Regions from separate parts of the Homo sapiens genome. Here region 2 is linked to region 1. The links are chromatin loops, found by intact Hi-C in ENCODE. Cell type or tissue: Caco-2. All regions are shown on one strand.

Evidence for each region. Peaks named below come from ENCODE experiments on the same cell type or tissue, not always from the same donor. Only the 100,000 strongest peaks of a DNase experiment are listed, where the experiment ranks them.
Region 2: a loop joins it to region 1, with 2.7 times the contacts of the local background. A loop is called at or near these places in 2 of 110 quality-filtered maps.

The regions. Positions count from the first base shown.
Region 1 is chr10:65,566,018-65,574,017 of GRCh38, forward strand. LINC01515 (long intergenic non-protein coding RNA 1515) reads left to right here and starts at 5,408. Exons shown (of 6, transcript NR_120647.1): 1 at 5,408-5,562; 2 at 6,918-7,039. RefSeq lists a silencer at 921-1,121. In Caco-2, no CTCF peak of the experiment used is centred here; DNase peaks (open chromatin) are centred at 4,444, 4,924 and 5,374; H3K4me3 peaks cover 1,493 bases.
Region 2 is chr10:66,176,240-66,184,239 of GRCh38, forward strand. All of the region lies in intron 13 of CTNNA3 (catenin alpha 3), which reads right to left. Among named protein-coding and RNA genes, the nearest start is that of CTNNA3-AS1, 100 kb to the left of the region's middle. In Caco-2, a CTCF peak has its summit at 4,668 (motif pointing left); no DNase peak of the experiment used is centred here.

The DNA of each region.
Region 1 (8,000 bases):
TAAGACAGGTTGAGCAAGATTGTCATTTGAGTCCTGTGGAAAGAAAATCAGACTGGTATTTTTTTCTAAATGCTTTTCAAAATAACAATGGAAAAACAATTAAAAACTCCAAGCCTTGCTCAATGCCACATTATGCAGATAGAATAGGATACTCTCAATTTTCTTGAATTTATGCATGAAACAGTTTTTTATCTTTACATAGAAAACAATGACTTGTCTGTGCAATTTTTCTTGCTTTGATATTCTAAAACATGAATATTCTTTATTAATTAAAAAGGTGTCCATGGTTGCAGATGAGTTCCCTATAAAATATCTCTTGCTAACCAGTAACCAAGAAAACAGAATGCTTCATATGATTTTGAACGTGAACCTATCTCAGCAATCCTATTACAAAATCCAATTATGCTTGTCTCTGCCTTTATGTTTCTTTCGAATGTTTTTAACGTACTTTTTCATCTCCACCTCAGGCAGTCAGGGCTCCTTTTCATTTCGCCTTCCTCAAAAACTTCTATACTTGAACCTCACAAATCCTGGAATTTCAAAAACTAAAAGGTATTTCCCAATTAATTCATTAACAGAACATGTTGAAGGTATAACAACTTTTGCTTACTCTGAACAGAATGGAGGAGTTAATACATTTCTTCCATCTGAAAAGAAATTGTAAAGATCTAAACTTTCTTTGAATATCTACTTGCTCTCAAATAATTTGGTCAGTTGTCTTACTTTAACTTGAAAACTATATTCTTAACGTACGTACACAATTCTAAAAAAAGTTTTAGTCTCAGTTAGAAAAGTCATATGTAAATAATTAGAGACAGTAACTAATTATTAATGTCTTTTTAAAAAATGTTTATGTATATATAATTTCATCTGTTCTAAAAATAATTAGGCAAAGCAATCATGTTAGAAGACACTTCGCTCTGATAAACTGTTGAGATGTTAAAATCAGGAGAAATTGGTAGAATTACAGAAACTACAGTTTGGAAGTAACCTCAGAGGGCATCTCATTTAACTGGCTGCCTCATGGATTGATGCCTTCAGAAAGGTTTAGGAGTAGTGACTGTGCAGTTTCTGCTTCAGTACTTCCAGAGAAAGAACACTCACTCTTAATACAACCAGGCTTTTCAGTTTCTGGAGAGCACAGTTAGAAATCTCTTTCTATTCTTCAGATCAAGGTCTACTTTATAACTCAAACAGTAGAACTCCCATATATTTTTGTAAACAACTTTACATTTCATAGCTTAAAGTTGAAATAAAAATGTGCATCCGTGGCCCTAACTAGGATAAAGTAATATTCAAAACCAAGAGTGGCATCTGACATTGTTCACTTTTGAGACTGAGTTTTGTTTTTGTTTTTTTAAATCAGGCAATATGGTAATCTGTTAGCCTAAGAATATCTATACTTACATGTTCAAACTATAGAATAATTATTTCTTATAATGACTGCCTAGTAGACTAGAACAACTAGGGGGCATGTGGAAAGTTAAGAAAAATCATATTACTTGAGGAATATATGGCTATATTAGTGTGTGTGTTTGCATGTGTGTGTGTGTCTATATAAATGCTTGTAACTGTGTGGATGTGTCTGTGCAGATTTTATGTTGTCTATAGATGTGTCTGTGTGCATGATGAATAAGAAAGGAGTAGAAAGTAAAGATTTATTGTTAGCTCTGACTTCTTCCTTGCATATCATTTAAACTTAACAGCAAATAACACTGGAGAGAACACATTTGACTGTTATACCTGCATACTTGAATCATCTGTGTTCTTACTTGAATATGGGACAAATAGATATTTATAAACAGCTTCAGGTGAATTGTATATTATGTTGAATATGTATATTAGATAAAATCCAAAGATTTTTCTGATGTCATGTTGTGTGTTTGTTGGGATGTGTGGGGTTTTTGTGTGGGGGTGGATAACAATCATTTCTGTTTGGGGAGCCATGCAATTTGACCACATGTAGCCAAGTTAAAGATTGGGACTCCCAGCCCAAACTAAAAATTATGGGTTTTTTTGTATAGAAGAAGTAAAAGATTTTGCCTCCAAAATGTTAAGAGAAAATGAATAGATTTTGCAAGCACATACTATTACCTTCTGAATATCATATTTTGAATATTTTAAAAATTTGGAATTGAATTTTAAATATCATTTATACATTTGAAATCTATGTTTTCTAGATACCCAGAAGGTAAAACCAAAGGATTCATAAAAATATATTGGCAATTTTACTAATTAGAAGTTCTATACACAAATAAGTGAAACCAAAGATATGAGGCTTTTTAAAAATCATTATTATTATAAGAGCATAGATTTGGTTGTCTTTGTTCTATTTTCTGTGCTAAAATTGCCAGCCATCTTGAATATGGCATCTATTATATAATTTATATAATTTGAATATGCCAAATAGTAAATGGTCAATTTTATTTTATAAAAAAAAGCAATTATTGAATTTTATGTTTTCCATTGTCTAAATATATGCTATTGTTTGCCATACAAGTTTAGAAACGTTAAAAAGACAGTTATAAGAAATTAAATCTTTAAATAATTACAGGCTTTGGAGTTTTTTTCTTTCCTTTGTGTTCTTTTCTATAGCTTTTAAAGTTTCTTGGATAGAGGACCCCCTATTTACTTCTCTTGGCTTTGATATTTTTTGGACTCATTGCACTTAGAGCATACTCTCTGATACATTGCGGTTTACTTAAAAAAAATTCTAATCTGGTGCTCCACACCTTCCTATAACTAACTAGACATTTAGCCTTATAATTTACATAGGTTAAGATATAAATCTTGAAAAAGAATATGCAATAACATATCAGACAAAATAAGCATACTTAAAATACATAAAAGGACTCCTAAAAATTGTCTATTAAATGTCAGATAACTAATTGTTTTAAGTGCAAAAGAAATAAATGAACATGTCACAAAAGAAGATCTAAGAATGCCCAATTAACACATGAAAAGCTGTCTAACAGCTTCAGTCAATGGGAAAATGCAGATTAAAACCACAATAAGATATTGTTGTCCAAAGAACCTACAACATTTTACCCTCCCACCAGCAACGTATGAGATTCATATCTGTTTTACATCTTCACCAACATTTTGTATTGTCAGTACCCCCCAACATTCTTTTGGATGTGAAATAGTATTTTACTGCTGAATAATATTCTTACACATTTCTTTTCCTGTGAGAGTTTCTTATAAATATAAATTTACACTTATTCCGTGGTTAAGCAATCCCACCCCTAGGTGTTTTCTCAAGAGAAATAAAACAAACATATGTTCACAAAATGAATTTTACAAAGTATCATGATAGCCTAATTCCTAATAGCTAAAAGTAGAGTACTCCAAACTTCCATGAACAGCAAAATTTTTAAAAATTTACTTTTATTCTTATTTTTTTATTTTTAACTCAGCTTTTTATCCCAAGTCAAGAACTGCTAAACAAATTATGGCATAACAATGAAATGGAAAGCTACACAGTAGCAAAAAGGAAAAAAAAATAGGAATGCATGCAATATTATGGATAGATTTAAAAATTATTATGAGTAAAAGAAGCCACTTTCTAATGTTGCTGGCTATTAATTTTTACAAAGACATTTCTATCACTTTCTACATAGTTCTAAATATGTGCTATCCAGTATGTCCAATAGCTATATGTCAGCGGCTATTACCACCAACAAGGAGCTGTTAAGAACTTGAAATATGGCTTGTGTGATTAAGAAAGTAAATTTTAAATTGTATTTAACTTTAATTAAATAAATGTTAAGATTAAATAGCCACATGTGACTAGTGGGAACTATACTGGACAGCACAATTCTATATCTCGTTTAGAGTGGTAGTTAAATGGGTGTGTACAATTGCCAAAATTCATCAAGCTTAAATCTGAGTAGTTTATTAAATTTATATTATACCTAAAAAAGGCAAAAAAGTTGCAATGTTTATTTGTGAAAGTTTCCATTTAAAAACTAAAACAAGAACTCAAAATTAATGACATAGTTTTGAGGGCATATTCAAGAAGGTAAGAAGAATAAAGCTTCACGTATCCTTAGAATTCAAATAAAACCCGACAGATTAAAACATTAAAGGAGAATCTCAGACCTAACTCAGTTTCTGTCTTTCCAAACGTTACTTTATGTTTATTTCATAGGTGGAATGTTGTACAGTGTCATCTGTTGCTACCAGTGAGTGACATCTGTGATTAATCGCATTGCCTTAATTAAACAGCAATTGCCTGGATGTGATCACCTGCAGTGGCCAGCCTCCAATCAGATTAGCTCCCAAACTCCAGTTCTCTCATTGCAATTAACTTCACTTTTCACATAGGTCCCCAGAGAATTTCAATATGTCTGATGTCAAGAACGGAAAGTGAGACAGCCAGGTGGGAGGGGGTCCCTGGAGAATCTCCAACCAGCCTGCGCACTGGGAATGCGCACTGGAGTGAAAATACAGAAGTTGGTGCCCTTTGCAGCAGCCAGGAGTCCGACTCCTCCTCTTCCTGTGTGGAACCTGGAATTCAAACGGCTGGGTAGGAAGCACGCTAGCAGGGGCCTCTGGCCTTGCTGAGGGTCCCTGTTTCCCCTTTTCCTTCCTTTTCACCCAACAAAACCCTGCTTTACTCACCCTTCAAACCATCTATGAGCCTAAATTGTCGTGGTCGTGGAATGGACAAGGACCCAGTCTTTAGCTGAACTAAGGGAAAGTCCTGCTTTTTGGCGCGCAACAGGGGAGCTCAAGAAACAGTGAGTGAAATGGGGACTCAAAACCTCTCACTGTTGATCCTAAGCATTTTCATCCTCAGACTACTGAGGGTGGGGGAAACACGACCCCAAACTCCGTTGCTCCGTTGGGGGTCGTCGGGGGAAAGGCCTTTTCCTTCCTTTTTCAGGACAGACAGGAAAGCCGGGGCTCCTCACTCCCCCTCCCCTCTGTGCCCGGGACGGGATGCATGGCCCAAGGGTCCCACACAGCTGGCTAGATGGTTCTCAGACACAAGCCACCGCAGCCTTCCTTTTCCCCTGCCAGGGGGTTAAACTTTATCAGAGAGTAATTAAGCTTTAACCCTGCTGTTGAAATCACTTGCAGACGAATAAGAAGTTCTTCCCCAGGCATTTTTAAACCTTTTTTCACTCCCCTTTTCCACCTCCTCAACAAGTAAACCCTTAAAGTTTTTTTTTTGTTTGTTTGTTTGTTTTTTTTTAGAAGACACTTTACTAGGCCACTCCCTCTGCTCCCCAGCTATCACTGTATGCTCTGCAAAGTTTTGCTTGTGAAATAAATCCTCTATTTTGTTTTACATCCTGAGGCCATGGCTTATAACTCTGGCGGCAAGGATTTGTTTAGCAATCCTGCCTTAGGGGATGAGCCCTCTCTAATTCAATATCTGCATGTCCCCTGTCTCTTAAAGGGCCTCACTCACGGCATATGGAACTAACCACGCCCCTAACTAAGAAGGCACACCTTAGTTGCAGTTAGCACACAATTAAAGCAACTCTCCAAGTTTTACCTTAAAGTTCAAAATTGCTAGGAGTTGAAACTACTAGAAATATATTTACATGCAAGGTGAGTAAGAACAGTAAAATGTGTTTTTTAATAAAAGGTTATAAGAAGGCATGGAAATGTAAACTTTTGCCTAGGGTTAAAGGATTGTTTGAGTTAAATTAGGAAAAAGCTGAAGGTTCAAAGAAGTGGTGGGAGAACTGTGGAAATTAATCTTGCAGAAGAGATTCTATGTGAACATATTGACTAAATTCAGAAAAGGGTATTGTTTGGTTTTTCTGTAAATTGAAATAAAAGCATAACAAGATTTTCCTAAGGTGCTAATCTGCTCTTTGGCACATTTGTAAAGGGTTATAACAGGTTTTTGCTTCTTTAAAATTTCTGAGTCATGATTTTGGCAAAATAAATAACTTTTGGTAACCTGGAATTCTATTTCATAATATCAAGTTATTTAAACCTCAAACATTTAACAGCCTTCCCAAAATCAAACCTCAGTTTCAAAATTGTCTTCCCTGGCACCTGGCTTTTCAAATATGTCAGAGGGCCCCTGAAGTGTCCAGAGAAGAGAGGTAAACAGGATTATTTGACATGTTTAGGTACATGGGATTGCAAAAATTATGCTCAGTCTTCTTTAGGTTGTATCTGGGTGAATAATCCTAATACATGTTCCAAAATTGTATGAGATTTCTAGAATTCTAATGGCTGAATATATGCTATCAGTCATAATTAAGGTCGTTATGTTAAGTTATTGTAAACCACGGAGATAACCAAGCTTCTTTGTCAATCGTGTTTCTAACTGTAAGTACCCTGGACATTTTGCTATTCACAGACAGTTGTTGCCTTGTTTAATCCTTCTCAAAGATGGTTTATAATGAGCTATAGAACTTTAACAGGTGCTCTCAAACACAGGCTTCTGGTAACTTTGGAAATTGTAACATTAAAATAAAGAAAAATATACAGGACTCATAAGGAGCTGAAATGCTCACAAATATCAAACAAAACAAGAGTTAACTAAATGGACTGAACTCAGGAAACTGAAACCAGGCTGGGAGCGGTGGCTCACACTTGAAATCCCAGCACTTTGGGAGGCCAAGGCAGGTGGATCACCTGAGGTCAGGAGATCAAGACCAGCCTGACCAACATGGCAAAACCTTGTTTCTACTAAATTAAAAAAAAAAAAATTAGCCGGGCATGGTGGCACATGCCTGTAATCCAAGCTACTTGGGAGGCTAAGGCAGGAGAATCACTTGTACCCAGGAAGCAGAGGTTACAGTGAGCAAGATTGAGCCATTGCACTCCAGCCTGGGTGACAAGAGCGAAACTCCATCTCAAAAAAAAAAAAAAAAAAAAGAAAAGAAACTGAACAAATCTTTTTAACCTTTGCTTGGAATATTGCTGATCCGTGTTTTGTTTTTCAGAGTCAAAGAAACTTTGAACTATTTATGGCCTTTAATAATTAAGTAAGGTATACTCCTGTGATCAAGACTTGGAGCATATTTGTTTCTCTCTGCCTGGTTCCTCTAGAAATTGGAAACTATCAGTGAGTATTTTTATGACAATATAGTTGTTTGCATCAGTGCAGTAAGAGTCCATTTTCAATGGCGGAATTCTTTTCTCACTCTTTTCGTTGTTTAATAATTATTATAGCAATAATAATAATAATAAATACCAATTATTACATTAACTCTCTGCATGTCTATGTTCTTATTGCATTTTCTTATAAGAACACAAGACGTATTGGATTATGACCAACTCTAATGATCTTATTTTACCATTTTAAATATCCTATCTCCAAATACAGTCACATTCTGAAGCACTGGGAGTTAGGATTTCAACATAGGATTTTGAAGGGGCACAGTTCAGTCTGTAACAGTGGTTAAAAACCCAAGTTCAGAAACCAAATTTTCTTTGCACAAATTGCAGTTTTGCAGATTAGGAGATATGAGACTTTGGCAAACTTGCCAAGACCTTGGTGACACTCTTTATGTCTTCTTGTTCTCATCTTTAAAATGAGAGGTGAAAGAGGATTAAAAATTATTACATAAAAACAAAAGACTTAGGATGATGATGAAATGCTGGTAATATATGTTAGATATTAGTATTTTTTATCTCAATAAATTCAATTGCTGTAACTCTTGATTCCTCATCTTGCTACTGTGCAATTGCCCTCCTCTTCCCTCAGTGTCACCCATCAAAGGGTAGATAGTCTCATTACAATTCTTACTTCTATATTTCTTTTCTGATTGATCAGTTCCGCCTCTTTATTGACACTGGGATTTATATGCATTGACTTAAAAATGGAGAAACTACAAGCAGCATTAGAGGCTGTTTTTTAATTAATGAGTCTCTCCGCTTACACCATCAAACTGAAGATTAGCTGTTGATTTATGAGATACCCTCAGCTTGTATCTTGTGCCACATCCAGATCATTGCCAATTCATTTCCAGAAGGAGGATCAGTACCATTATCTGCTCAGTATCTCTCATTTCAAGCACCTCTCA
Region 2 (8,000 bases), 610 kb after region 1:
TTAAGAGAATGTGACAGTTGATGGTCTGAAAGTAAAGAAAAGGAGAAAGGATAATGCTTCTGAAAACCATCATTTAGACACGCAAATGGAGGCTTACATAAACCTGTTCTGACCTTATGTATTTGAAATATTTTTAAATTACTGAAGTCTTTGGAAACTGCAAATAGTTTCTTATGAAAAAAGATGCTCTTACATAAAAGGAACTATTAAACTTAGAGAATTGAACAATGGAGAGATCAGATAGTAACTTACTATTCTTTAAAAGTCTTAAATATATGTAAAATTCACAAAAATTCACAAAAAGCAGAGGAATATTTGTGTCCCCCTAAAATTCATATGTTAAAATCCTACCCCACAAGATGACAGTATTAGAAGTTGAGGGCTTTGAGAGTTGATTAGGTCATGAGGGATTAGTGCCCTTATAAAAGAGGCCCCAGAGAGCTAGCTACCATGTAAGGACACAGCCAGGAAGTGTCATCTATGAACCAGAAAGTAGAACCTCACTAGACACCAAATATGCCTTGATTTTGGACTTCCCAGCCTTCAGAACTGTGAGAAATAAATTTCTGTTGTTTATAAGCTACACGGTTTATGGCATTTTGTTACAGCAGCCCAAACAGACTAAGGCAGAGGCTTACATAAACCCTGTTCTGACCTCATGATTGTGAAATATTTTTAAATCACTGAAGTCTTAGGAAACTGCAAATAGTTTCTTAAGGGAAAAAAAAAAGTGTTCTTACTTAAAAGGAACTCTTGAACTTAGAGAACTAAGCGAAGGAGGGATCAGACGGTAACATAATTCTCTAAAGGCTTAAATCCGTGTAACACTCACAATGCAGAATAAACATGCACCCACGCACAACCTAAATCTAACCAGTTACTGCTGAAAACCTGAATGTTTTGGGGAAGTGTGCCAGAAAGCTCTAAAGATTTTTAAGCTTTTCCTGACCTCTTTATTTTCACTGAAATGCAAATATACATTTAAAAATCTGTTTACATAAACTGAAGAAAAAGAAATCAATATAAAATTTTCCAAATTTCCTGGATTTTAAGGTTAGAAGCAAAAATGAGAGAAGATATTTTCATAAAAAGTAAGAAAATAATCAGTTTTGATTCACTAGGTCCAAAAAATGAGTAGAAACATACATCTAAATGCACCAGATTTTTAAAAATTTTGTTCTTTATTTCAAGAACAACACTGCATTTTTGGAGGGATCTATTTTTTTCAGGGAAGAAAATATCACAATTTTGAAAAAAAAGAGACCAATATAATCTCCCTTTTTGAATTCTAGACGAACGATAAAAAGCGATTTTGTTAATGATTTTTTAAAAATGAGCTTTGCAACATATTGGCAGCCCTAGACTGAAGAATTTTACCGTTCTAATTACAAACAGTAGCAGTTATTTTATACTAAACATACCAAAACGTAAGTGAGCATTTTATATGAATATGAATTATTTCTACTGGGTACCTATATACATGTTTTAAATATTCTGTGATTTACCCAGAATCTAGTCAGAAGTAGGCCATTTTGATAAAAAGTGCCTTTAGAACATCGATGGGTAACTAAAAAATCTATGCATAATGTAAACATTCCAACTATTTGTTAAATAAGAAACATTTTTGATTATTACTTTTTTAAACTATATTCAATTTGGTTATTGGTAAAATTTAGTTTAAGGCAGGCATATTTCTTTTCATAATTTTGTTTTCTTTTTTCATGAACATTTATCATGTCCAGAAGGCAGGCATATTTCAATGAAGTAATGTTTATGCCTAGCTAACATTTTTTATTTTTAATGATATGATACTGGGTATATTAATGCAAAGATCCTACAATTTTATTTTATAAACTCTTACCTGATTTTGAATCCTTTTTTCAACTTTTCCAGTTATGCATGAAGACATCATACTTGAAAAACTAAATATAAATTAGCTTCTCTTTTGTAAAATAAAAACAAATTTGCAGGACTTCTGCTAGAGAGATGGATTAGGTATACATTCCTCTATTTTTTTTCTTAAGTAAAATATACAATTAAAAACCTTGAAATGAAAGTGTATATGTATGTGTATATATTACAGACACATATATATGTGTATACACATATATAGGGATATAGTTTATTAAGTACAACATACAACTACAAACCTTGAAAGTGTATATATATATATATATATATATATATATATATATATATATATACACACACAGATATAGAAAGAGAGAGGTACATACACAGACACACACACACATACACACACCCCTTAAGAGTTCTTAAACTTGACAGCAGAAATATATACCATAAAAGGAAAAATTGATAAACTGGATTTCATCCAAATTAGATTATATTACTCTGTGAAGAACTCTGTTAAGAGGATTCAAAAAACAAGCTACAGAGTTGGAGCACATATTTAAAAACCACAACATCAACAAAGGACTAGTATCAAGAATACATAAAGACCTCTCAACACTTAACATTAAAAAAATCCAGTTGGAAAATGGATAAAATACATGAGCAGATAATTTATAGGAGAATATATGAATAGTAAGCACACAAAAATTTGCTCACCATCTTTAGCCATTAGGAAGTTATAAATTAAAGCCACATGAAATATCATTACATACCTATCAGAATGGCTAAAATAAATAATAATGACAACACCCAATGTTAGTGATGACACAGAAACTGTGTCACTCATACATGGCTAATTGGAATGTAAAATGACACAACCACCCTGGAAAAGAGTTTGGCACTTTATTACAAAAACTAACCATGCAACTATTACATAATCAGCAATTGCCTTTCTGGGAATTTATCCCAGAGAAAATAAAAGCTATGTTCACCACAAAAACCTGTATATTAATGTTTATAATAGCTTAATTCATAATAGCCCCAAACTGGAAGACATCCTGATATGCTTTAATGAGTGAATGATTAAACAGACTACAGTATAGCCATATCATGGAATCTCGCTTAGCAATTAAAAAAACGAACCTACTAACGTATGCAAGAATCTGGATGAATCTCCAGACTTACGTTGAGTGAAAAAAAGTCAATCCAAAAAGGCTATATACTGTATGAAAAATTGTAGAGAGAATACTTTAATGGTTGACACTGGTTGAGGAAGGGTTGGGAGTTGGAGGGAAGTATATGTGGCTATAAAGGGTCAATAGGAGCAATCTTTATGGTGATGAAAATCGCCTGTATCTTAATTGTATCAATATCAGCACCCTGGTTGGAATACTGTACTATCGCTTTGCAAGGTGTTATTTATTGTTGGGTCTCTCCATATTATTTCTTATAAATGCCTATAAATCTATAGTTATCTCAAAATAAATAGATCTACTTAAAGATAAATGGCTAAATAAATAATTTGCAAGCTCTGAAAGGATCTCCATAAAGGCAATCACAAAGGAAAGCTCTTCTAGGTTTTTGAGATTTTTTTTCCATTTTTCATTTAAATTTTTAAGTTTTTCTACGGGAAACTTATACTGCTGTGGTAATAAGAAAGACAAAATATAATATGCTTGTAATCTAAAATATTTTTAAGATACAGTTTCATTCCTGTGTTCACATCAATACAATGTTCTATATATGAGAGGCAACTTCTAAATTCACCATCTGTCTATTATGAAAAATTTTATCCTGTGGTCAGGGTATTTTATAGCTAGAGTATAAACTTGTAATTTGAATAAAGAGTATGGGTTGAATAGTAGATGTGCCAGCTTTGCTTTTTTTCTATCTTAGAAATTTATAAAAAATTAAGTTTGCTTTTAAAACTTAAAAGTGTTAGTTCTGAACCCTAGAGATGCTGACCTAATGGCGGCATATTATGGCTGTATGCTGCCAATTAGATAAAAGCAGCATCAGGAATCATTTCATATCGCTTTGCTTGGCTGGAAGTGTGTGTGCACACAGATACATAAACACACTTCTAATTTCTGCAAAAGATCACTGTTAGTTCTTTAGAAAACTGCTGGCCTATTTTCAAAAGCCGAAAATGAGCTGGAGCCCAGTGCTGAACATCAGAAATCAAGAGGCAATCTAAGTGATGGTGACAGTAGGTTTTAGTGAATACAAAAGATGAAATGGTAGGAAGCTGGATAAAGATAATTCTGCTCCAAAATCCAAAGGGCAAGAGAACATAAAGATGTCAGAGGTCAGTATCATTGAGGAGGGAAGAGTTTTGTAGCTCTAATTGATTCTCCGGGCTCCTAGAGGGATTGAACTTCTTTTGGAAACATAAAGGTAGAGGGCATAAGCAGAAAATATATATCAGATACAAAACCAATTTCTCCCAGAATACATCTCAAAAAGTAATGTCATTAAATTCTGGAGCCCTGAAGCAAAATTCTTCAAAGTTGTCTCCTTGCAGTTTTCACAAGAAATAACCTTTGCCATACGCCCTGGGAAACTCATGTTTTCATCCGCAATATGGCAGTGCTTATCAGTCTGAAAAGATTATTCTGAGAAGTTACATAAACTTGTAAACTATTAAACCTTAAGTGAATGTAAAAATGTTACGTCATCTTCATTAGCATGCCTCCCTAAAACAATAGAGAGTGCTTAGCCTGAGAATCTGAGCTAAGCTTGAAGTGAAACACTACTCTGCTGTGTAATTCATTACTTGAAGAATTTACTTCCGGCCTAAATTCTGTTTAGTGGTAGGTCTGCCATCTAGTGGCCACTTACATAAATACAAGTTGTGATCATAAATTAAAGACCATATGAAAATACTAGGTCATCCAAATGGACCATTTCTAGTCCAAGTATAAAAAGGCAAAGAGGATTTGACTGATGGTAAGAAAATTTATATTCAGGGATCACTTAGAGGTAAGTGTGCTGACTCAAAACACTATGAGTACAAAAGCAAAGTAAAAAGTCATTTAGACTTATGTGGACTTCAAAATGAGAAATTTATATTCATAAACTTTCACTAAATTTAAAAGAAAGTAACCGTTGTGTTAACTTATTTATGTTTTCTCCTCATTATCTTTTAGTTCAATCACATTTATATTTTCTACTTAATGTAAACCATGAAATAAAATTTTCTTCAGTACTTGGATTTGTGCTGCCAATTTGCAGAATTGTCAGTTATTAAATAAAATGTAACACAGTTTCAGAACTTAAACTCTAAAATACAAAAACATAACATTGTTCACCTTCAAATAATACAATAACTTTTGGGGCTCTATTATTATTATTGCTTTCTTTGTTAATAGAAATGACAGGTAATGCTAGGCCTTTGATGCTCATTCTCTTGGCATAATTTTTAGTTATTTGTCCAAAGCTACACACTCCCACCCTCAGTTCCTTCCAGAGTGCTAACCTGAAAGCTTATATTTGTAAAAGCCCCATTATTATTAAAAAGCTCATTAACATACCTGCAAATGGTATTTGCACAGTGGCTAAGTACACTGAACACACCCTGAGAAGTATTTACTAAGCTAAATTCATCAGACAAGTGTACAATATTCACATTTCAGTGTTACAATTGTTATTTTTATTTATTTGGTTTTTGAGTTGGTATGCTTAAGAAGAGATTAAATCTACCTCCAAATTATAGTTCTTTGACATACTAATCAGTTACATTAAAGCCATTTAAATAAATAATATTTTAAAAATCCCCAAACCATTAGGCATGTTTTCATTATTGTTGTATCCAGTTACTTTCCCCTTAGGCTTATTATTATTGCTTGAAATAACAGGATGATATCATATTGTTCAAACTGGAAATATAGATAATTTTGCAATTGCTAATGTTGTGTAAAAATGTCCTATGATAATCCACAAACCAATAATCTGTATTGTTGATATCCTAACAAGTATTTGTAAAACACAGGCCAAATAATAAAACAATTCCCATTCCATACTTAATCCTTGATTTTATGGGGTCCCATTTATTTGTAATTTGTAAATATAATCTCTTACAATCAAGTATGGGAGCCTCAAAGTCATGAATGATCTCCAATTTAAGGTAAGAATGCTCATACATTTGCTTGTGGATACATTTCTTTTTTTTTTTTTTTTTGAGACGGAGTCTCGCTCTATCGCCCAGGCTGGAGTGCAGTGGCGCGATCTTGGCTCACTGCGAGCTCCGCCTCCCGGGTTCACGCCATTCTCCTGCCTCAGCCTCCCAAGTAGCTGGGACTACAGGCGCCCGCCACCACGCCTAGCTATTTTTTAATATTTTTAGTAGAGACGGGGTTTCACCATGTTAGCCAGGATGGTCTCGATCTCCTGATCTCGTGATCCGCCCGCCTCGGCCTCCCAAAGTGCTGGGATTACAGGCGTGAGCCACCGCGCCCGGCCGGATACATTTATTTCTAAATAAGAACATCTCATGTGGTTCCTAAGACTGATTATGCCAAGACCCATGTACTTCAAAATACGGCATTCCAATGTGTGGAATTTTCTTTTTCCACTCAATCTGTCTACTTTTTAACAACATGGCCAAACTCCCAGGATCTTAATGCCAAAAAAAGATGATTTTTTTTTAAAAGAAATAATTTAAGATCCTAAAATGAAAGCAAAATGTCCATCCTCGTGAACAACAAAGTCAGTCACAAGACTGAAACCATGGTCTATAATAATTTAAATTTATTTATTACTTACTCTATTATGTGTCAAACTTACCCTGAGTCAAAATCGTGAAGGTGAACGTAACATTAAATGTGCGTTTTCTTTAAACCACACTGTGATGAAATGGACTCTCACTCGGGAGTCTGGCTCCAGAGGCCTCACCCAGCAGAGTGTTCACTATCACAGAGGACTTTTCACACATTTCCTCGGAGAGGAGGGAAGAAATCCATCAAGAAAGGGGATTTATATTCCAAAATCACAAAATGGCTACTATATCAACTGGAGAAAAACTACTCACAGGAAGAAAAACAGCACAGAACAAACCTTTAGACAGTCCATGCCCTAGCACAGGATTTGGACAGACATAAGCCAAGGGCCAAATCTGGCTCTCTATCTCTTTTGTAAATAAAGTTTTATTGTAAATAAAGTTCAGTGGACACACCATGCCCATGTGTTCCCATATTGTATATATGTATATAACTTCTGTCTCCTTTTATTCATTGCCTTCTCTGTATGAGATATGCATTTCTCTTACCTCAATCAATAAAATCCAACCTATCGTGAAGGTATAACTTTGTATAATGGAATTAAATTGAATATATCATTTGGAGCCTTGTTTTTACATTTAATATTTTTTCTGAGATTTATGGATACTGCTGAATATAAGTGTAGCTTATCAATTTCCACTTTTTAAGTGCTATGGACTATTCAATTATACAAATCAATAAAAATTAACCTATACTATGCCAATGGGCATTGGGTTGGGGTTAACACTTTGGCTTTTCTCAGTAATGTTTCTATGAATGTTTTTGTACATATTTCTTGATTTACAAATGCAGCAGTTTTCGAGAGTTTTTACCTAAATGTTGATTTATTTTTGACATAGTTGGTAAACACTTGACATTGTGACTTTTTTTCTTTTTGGTTAGTAGTAAAAGGAATCTTTTGTGGGTTTTATTGATACCAATTATATACCAATTATCTTTTTATCATTGATTGCCATTTGTGTTTCATCTTCTATGAAAAGCCTATTCAATTTTTTGGCTTTTTCCAATCCTCCTCTCAGTTTGCTTGTCTTTTTACCTTATTGAATTGAAGGTGTTTTTTTAATATATTCTAGATACTACCTCTTTATCAATTATATGTTGCAAATATCTTCTCACTTTATAACTTGTATTTTGTGTATGAGGTTTTTATAAAAGAAAATTTTACGGCTCACGCCTGTAATCCCAACACTTTGTGTTGGGCAGATCACCTGAGGTCAGGAGTTCGAAACCAGCCTGGCTAACATGGCAAAACCCTGTCTCTATTAAAAAATACAAAAATTAGCTGGGCGCGGGGGTGGGCGCCTGTAATCCCAGCTACTCAGGAGGCTGAGGCAGGAAAATCACTTGAACCTGGGAGGCAGAGGTTGC